Linked DNA regions of Homo sapiens: region 1 is linked to region 2. A link is an interaction called in ENCODE POLR2A ChIA-PET data of the cell type or tissue named here. Cell type or tissue: Caco-2. All regions are shown on one strand. Region 1 overlaps UBASH3B (ubiquitin associated and SH3 domain containing B). Region 2 overlaps CLMP (CXADR like cell adhesion molecule).

Region 1 (2,500 bases), 420 kb before region 2:
CACTGTCATCCCCCTGCTGACCTCTGGTTTCTGGGGAGACAGGCTCTCATCTCTTCTGTAGCTTGGGGCTGATGCTGGGCCTTGGAGCAAGTCACTGAATAATTGAATTGGAGGAATCCTTGCTGATACAACCCTGATGAGTTTTTTTATTATTTTTATTTTTTGAGGCTGCTGGTGGCTAGAACTTTGTCTACAACAAATGGCTTTTTAATGTTTCCAGTGATTAAGAGATAATAGTCTTGGGAAGGACACTGTGGCAGGGATCAAAGGTCCTAAGGTCTGGTCTAGCTTCTGAATGATATCTGCACCTTTTAGGTCTTCTATTTAACCTCTTTTCCTTAATATCTTCACCAGCTTCTGTGCGTGGCAAGACCTGTCATGTGTCACGGGCCTTTCCAAAGACAAAATGAGATAACAGACAGAAAAGAACTTGGGAAAGTTAAAGATAGGATCAGGATGCAAGATGTGATTGGGGCATTATTGTGTTGGATTGCAAGAAGGGAGAGGAGGTGAGATGGTGGTTGAGGTGTCTGGCGAGGATTTACGTGTATTATTGGATTGTCCTTTTTTTTCTACTGAGAATATTTGAACAATGCCAAATTAAAGAGCAAGGCAGTGGCAGAAGGAAAGAGCTGGAATGAGCGCTTTTGACTTGGCTTTGGACAGTAAGCTGTGTTAGCTATGCCTCACTGCCCAAAGATAAAAGCAGCTCCAAGTTGGCTGCATGAGGAGTTGAGAAGCGGCATGTGGAGCCCATGAATTAAAGTATCTGGTTTCCCTGGCTTTTTCCAGCTTACCTGTTGGTTGACATTGGATCCTCTGAGAACACTTGGCCAACCCAACATCTCTGAAATGTAGCTGACTCTGGCGTGGGGGCTGCAGCTGCTTTCCCAGCCTTGGATAGACAGAAAGAGGAAAAACTGGAACCCACCTGGAGCTGAAGGGCTCTTATAGGTGGGCAGGGCAAGGAAGTCTCTAATCTACCTGCTGTGACTGTGCACCCACATAACACGCCCTTCTATCTGTGTTATTATACACTGTAAAAATTGCTCTTATGTGTATTAGATACCCCACAGCAGTCTTGTGAGGTAAAGCACACAACATATGCTTTGTTTTAAGATGAGACTGGAGGCTTAGAGGAGTTCAGGACGTGTCTAGAGTCACACAGTTGGTATGCAGGGACTGCATTGCCATAAGAGCCTCAGGCTAAACTGCAAGTCTCCTGAACTTTCCAGGCTACACGAGGTCCTGGTTCCAAAAAAAAAAAAAACAAAAAAAAAAATACCTTGATATGCTTTTTTTCTTTTTTTTTTTTTTTTTGAGACAGAGTTTCGTTCTTGTTGCCCAAGCTGGAGTGCAATGGCGTGATCTCAGCTCACTGCAACCTCTGCCTCCTAGGTGTCAAGTGATTCTCCTGCCTTAGCCTCCCAAGTAGCTAGGACTACAGGTATGTGCCATCATGCCCAGCTAATTTTGTATTTTTAGTAGGGACAGAGTTTTATCATGTTGGTCAGGCTGGTCTCGAACTCCTGACCTCAAGTGATCATCCCGCCTTGGCCTCCCAAAGTGCTGGGATTACAGGTGGGAGCCACCCTGCCCGGCCAGCCGATGTGCTTTTTTTAAAAAAACTTTTTTGAGTTATAACTCATGTACAATCAGCTAACCCTATTTAAAGATTGATACATTTTGACAACTGTACCTGTGTGATTACCTGCTACAAGACACAGTACGTTCACTGCCCCTAAAAGTTTCGTTTGTACCCCTTTGTGGTTAGTCCTCTCTCAACCCCCAACCCTGAGCAGCCACCAGTCGCTTTTTCTTTTCTTTTCTTTTTTTTTTTTTTGAGACAGTTTCACTCTTGTTGCCCAGGCAGGAGTGCAATGCTGCGATCTCAGCTCACTGCATGCAACCTCCGCCTCCCAGGTTCAAGTGATTCTCCTGCCTCAGCCTCCCAAGTAGCTGGGATTACAGGCATGCACCATCACGCCTGGCTAATTTTGTATTTTTAGTTGAGACAGGGTTTCTCCATGTTGGTCAGGCTGGTCTCGAACTCCTGACCTCAGGTGATCCGCCCGCCTCGGCCTCCCAAAGTGCTGGGATTACAGGCATGAGACACCACGCCCAGCCCAGTTGCTTTCTTTCACTGTACATTAGTTTGCATTTCCTAGATTTGCATGTAGGTCATACAGTGCATACCCTTGTACTTGGCTTCTTTCCTTCAGCATATTTTTTAGACTCATCCTGCATGTATCAATAGTTTATCTCTTTTAATTGCTGAGTAGACCTTCAGGTATTTGGATGTGCTAGTAGGGTAATTATAACCCCTTGCACACAGCTTCTATGAAAATTCCCTCTTACGCGCTAATGTCTTTTTTTTTTTTTTTTTTTTTTGAGATGGAGTCTCGCTCTGTTTCCCAGGCTGGAGTGCAGTGGCACAATCCCGGCTCACTGCAACCTCCGCCTCCCGTGTTCAAGCAATTCTCCTGCCTCAGCCTCCTGA
Region 2 (2,500 bases):
AAAGGAGGAAACCATGCAAGTGTACAGCTATGCATGTATTAAGCATAGACTTATGAAAGGAAAAGAAACCTCGGGACCCCTCGGGAAGCCAAAGGGAAGGTCGAGCTTGGAACGATGTCGGCAAACCTGCCTCCCATTCTTTTTTTTTTTTTTTTTTAAGTATTTGAGAGACTTCTATGAGACAGGACTGTTTCCTTGGTTTTATTTATTTATTTATTTATTTTTGAGACAGTCTCGCTCCGTCACCCAGGCTGAAGTGCAGTGGCACAATCTTGGCTCACTGTAACCTCCGCTTCCTGGGTTCAAGCAGTTCTCCTGCCTCAGCCTCCTGAGTAGCTGGGATTACAGGTGTACACCACCATGCCCGGCTAACTTTTGTATTATTGGTAGAGACAGGGTTTCGCCATGTTGGCCAGGCTGGTCTTGAACTCTTGGCCTCAGGTGATCCACCCTCCTTGGCCTCCCAAAGTGCTGGGATTACAGACATGAGCCACCACGCCTGGCCTGCCTTCCATTCTATTCCTGAATAAGAAATAAGATAGCTACAAAGATAAAAAAAAAAAAAAAAAAAAAGCTTACAGTACTCCTGCACAATTTGCCCACAAGGTGACTGCTTGTGGACAAAGGACAGACAGAACTCACAGTTACCCCTCTGCACACATGAGATAAATGCATATCTGATTGCTTCCTTTGCCCTATTTCACTAAGCCGAACTAATTTTTTATGTTTTTTTTTTTTTGTTTTTTTTTTGAGATAGAGTCTCACTCTTGTCGCCCGGTCTGGAGTACAATGGTGCGATCCTGGCTCACTGCAACCTCTGTCTCCTGGGTTCAAGCAATTCTTCTGCCTCAGTCTCCTGAGTAGCTGGGATTACAGATGCATGCCACCATGACTCGCTCATTTTTGTATTTTTAGTAGAGCTGGGGTTTCTCCATGTTGGCCAGGCTGGTCTTGAACTCCTGACCTCAGATGATCTGCCTGCCTCAGCCTCCCAAAGTGCTGGGATTACAGGTGTGAGCCACTGCGCCTGGCCCTAATTTTTTATTTTAGTAGAGATGGGGTTTCACCATTCTGGCCAGGCTGGTCTCAAAGTCCTGACCTCAGGTGATCCACCCTCCTCGGCTTCCCAAAGTGCTGGGATTACAGGTGTGAGCCACTGCGCCTGGCAAATCTCTTCTTTGGTTCAAGTGATTTATAATCAAGTGAGATTAACAAGGAAAGACTATTAAACAGAGAAAAAGAAATGATTTATTTGAAATAGTATCAAGGAGAGTGTCCCAGACAAGTTGGTGGCATTTGAGCTAGGCTTTGAGAGGCAAGGAGAAAAGGCCTGGAGGGAGCATTCCAGCTACACAGAAGGGCACTAAAAAAGGCATGCAAGCATATGGGCATCTCCCAGGCACATTTCAGCTGCAGCTGTTCCAAATTGTTTCACTCAAGCCCTCAACCCTGCCTTTGATCACGTGTTGCTCCACAGCTCTTCAGAGCCTTTCCTGAGAAGGTTCTCTCAATCAGATAAAACCTATGAACTCTGACCCAGAAAAAACTCACATATTATTTTGCAGATAATTCCATGGGGTTCCTAGCACTCAAGGGAAAGCCCTCTGCTTTAGGCACAGATGGGGAAGAGCTAGGATCACAGCCCTTCTCCTGGATGTGGTACTTGTTTGTTCTAAATATTTGTGGGGGCCAGATGCGTGGTGGTTCACGCCTGTAATCCAAGCACTTTGGGAGACCAAGGCTGGTGGTTTGCTTGAGCCCAGGAGGTTGAGGCTATAGTGAGCCAAGACTGCGCCACTGTACTCCAGCCTGGGTGACAGAGTGAGACCCTGTCTCAACAAATAAAATTTAAAAAAAGAAAAAAATGTAACTGGGTGCGGTGGCTCACAACTGTAATCCCAGCATTTTGGGACGCCAAGGCAAGCAGATCACTTGAAGTCAGGAGTTTGAGACCAGCCTGGCCAACATGGTGAAACCCTGTCTCTACTAAAAAATACAAAAATTAGACAGGTGGCCTGACGTGGTGGCTCACGCCTATAATCCCAGTCCTTTGGGAGGCCGAGGTGGGCAGATCACCTGAGGTTGGGAGTTCAAGACCAGCCTGACCAACATGGTGAAACCCCGTCTCTACTAAAAATACAAAATTAGCCGGGCGTGATGGCGCATGCCTATAATCCCAGCTACTCGGGAGGCTGAGGCAGGAGAATTGCTTGAACCCGGGAGGCGGAGGTTGCAATGAGCCAAGATCACGGCATTGCACTGCAGTCTGAGCAACAAGAGCGAAACTCCGTCTCAAAAAAAAAAAGAAAGAAAGAAAAAACTAGGTGTGGTGGTGTGCGCCTGTAAACCCAGCTACTCAGGAGGCTGAGGCAGCAGAATCACTTGAACCTGGGAGGCAGAGATTGCAGTGAGTGGAGATTATGCCACTGCACTCCAGCCTGGGCAACATAACAAGATTCTGTCTCAAAAAAATAAAATGAAATAAATAAATATTTGCGGC

What was found. ChIA-PET counts read pairs that join two places held together with the same protein. Peaks named below come from ENCODE experiments on the same cell type or tissue, not always from the same donor. Only the 100,000 strongest peaks of a DNase experiment are listed, where the experiment ranks them.
Region 1: POLR2A ChIA-PET joins it to region 2 with 11 read pairs; 1 of 35 experiments calls an interaction of 5 or more read pairs at or near these places.

What each region holds. Positions count from the first base shown.
Region 1 is chr11:122,660,604-122,663,103 of GRCh38, forward strand. All of the region lies in intron 1 of UBASH3B (ubiquitin associated and SH3 domain containing B), which reads left to right. Among named protein-coding and RNA genes, the nearest start is that of UBASH3B, 6.1 kb to the left of the region's middle. In Caco-2, no CTCF peak of the experiment used is centred here; a DNase peak (open chromatin) is centred at 1,178.
Region 2 is chr11:123,085,044-123,087,543 of GRCh38, forward strand. All of the region lies in intron 2 of CLMP (CXADR like cell adhesion molecule), which reads right to left. Among named protein-coding and RNA genes, the nearest start is that of HSPA8, 24 kb to the left of the region's middle. In Caco-2, no CTCF peak of the experiment used is centred here; a DNase peak (open chromatin) is centred at 1,418.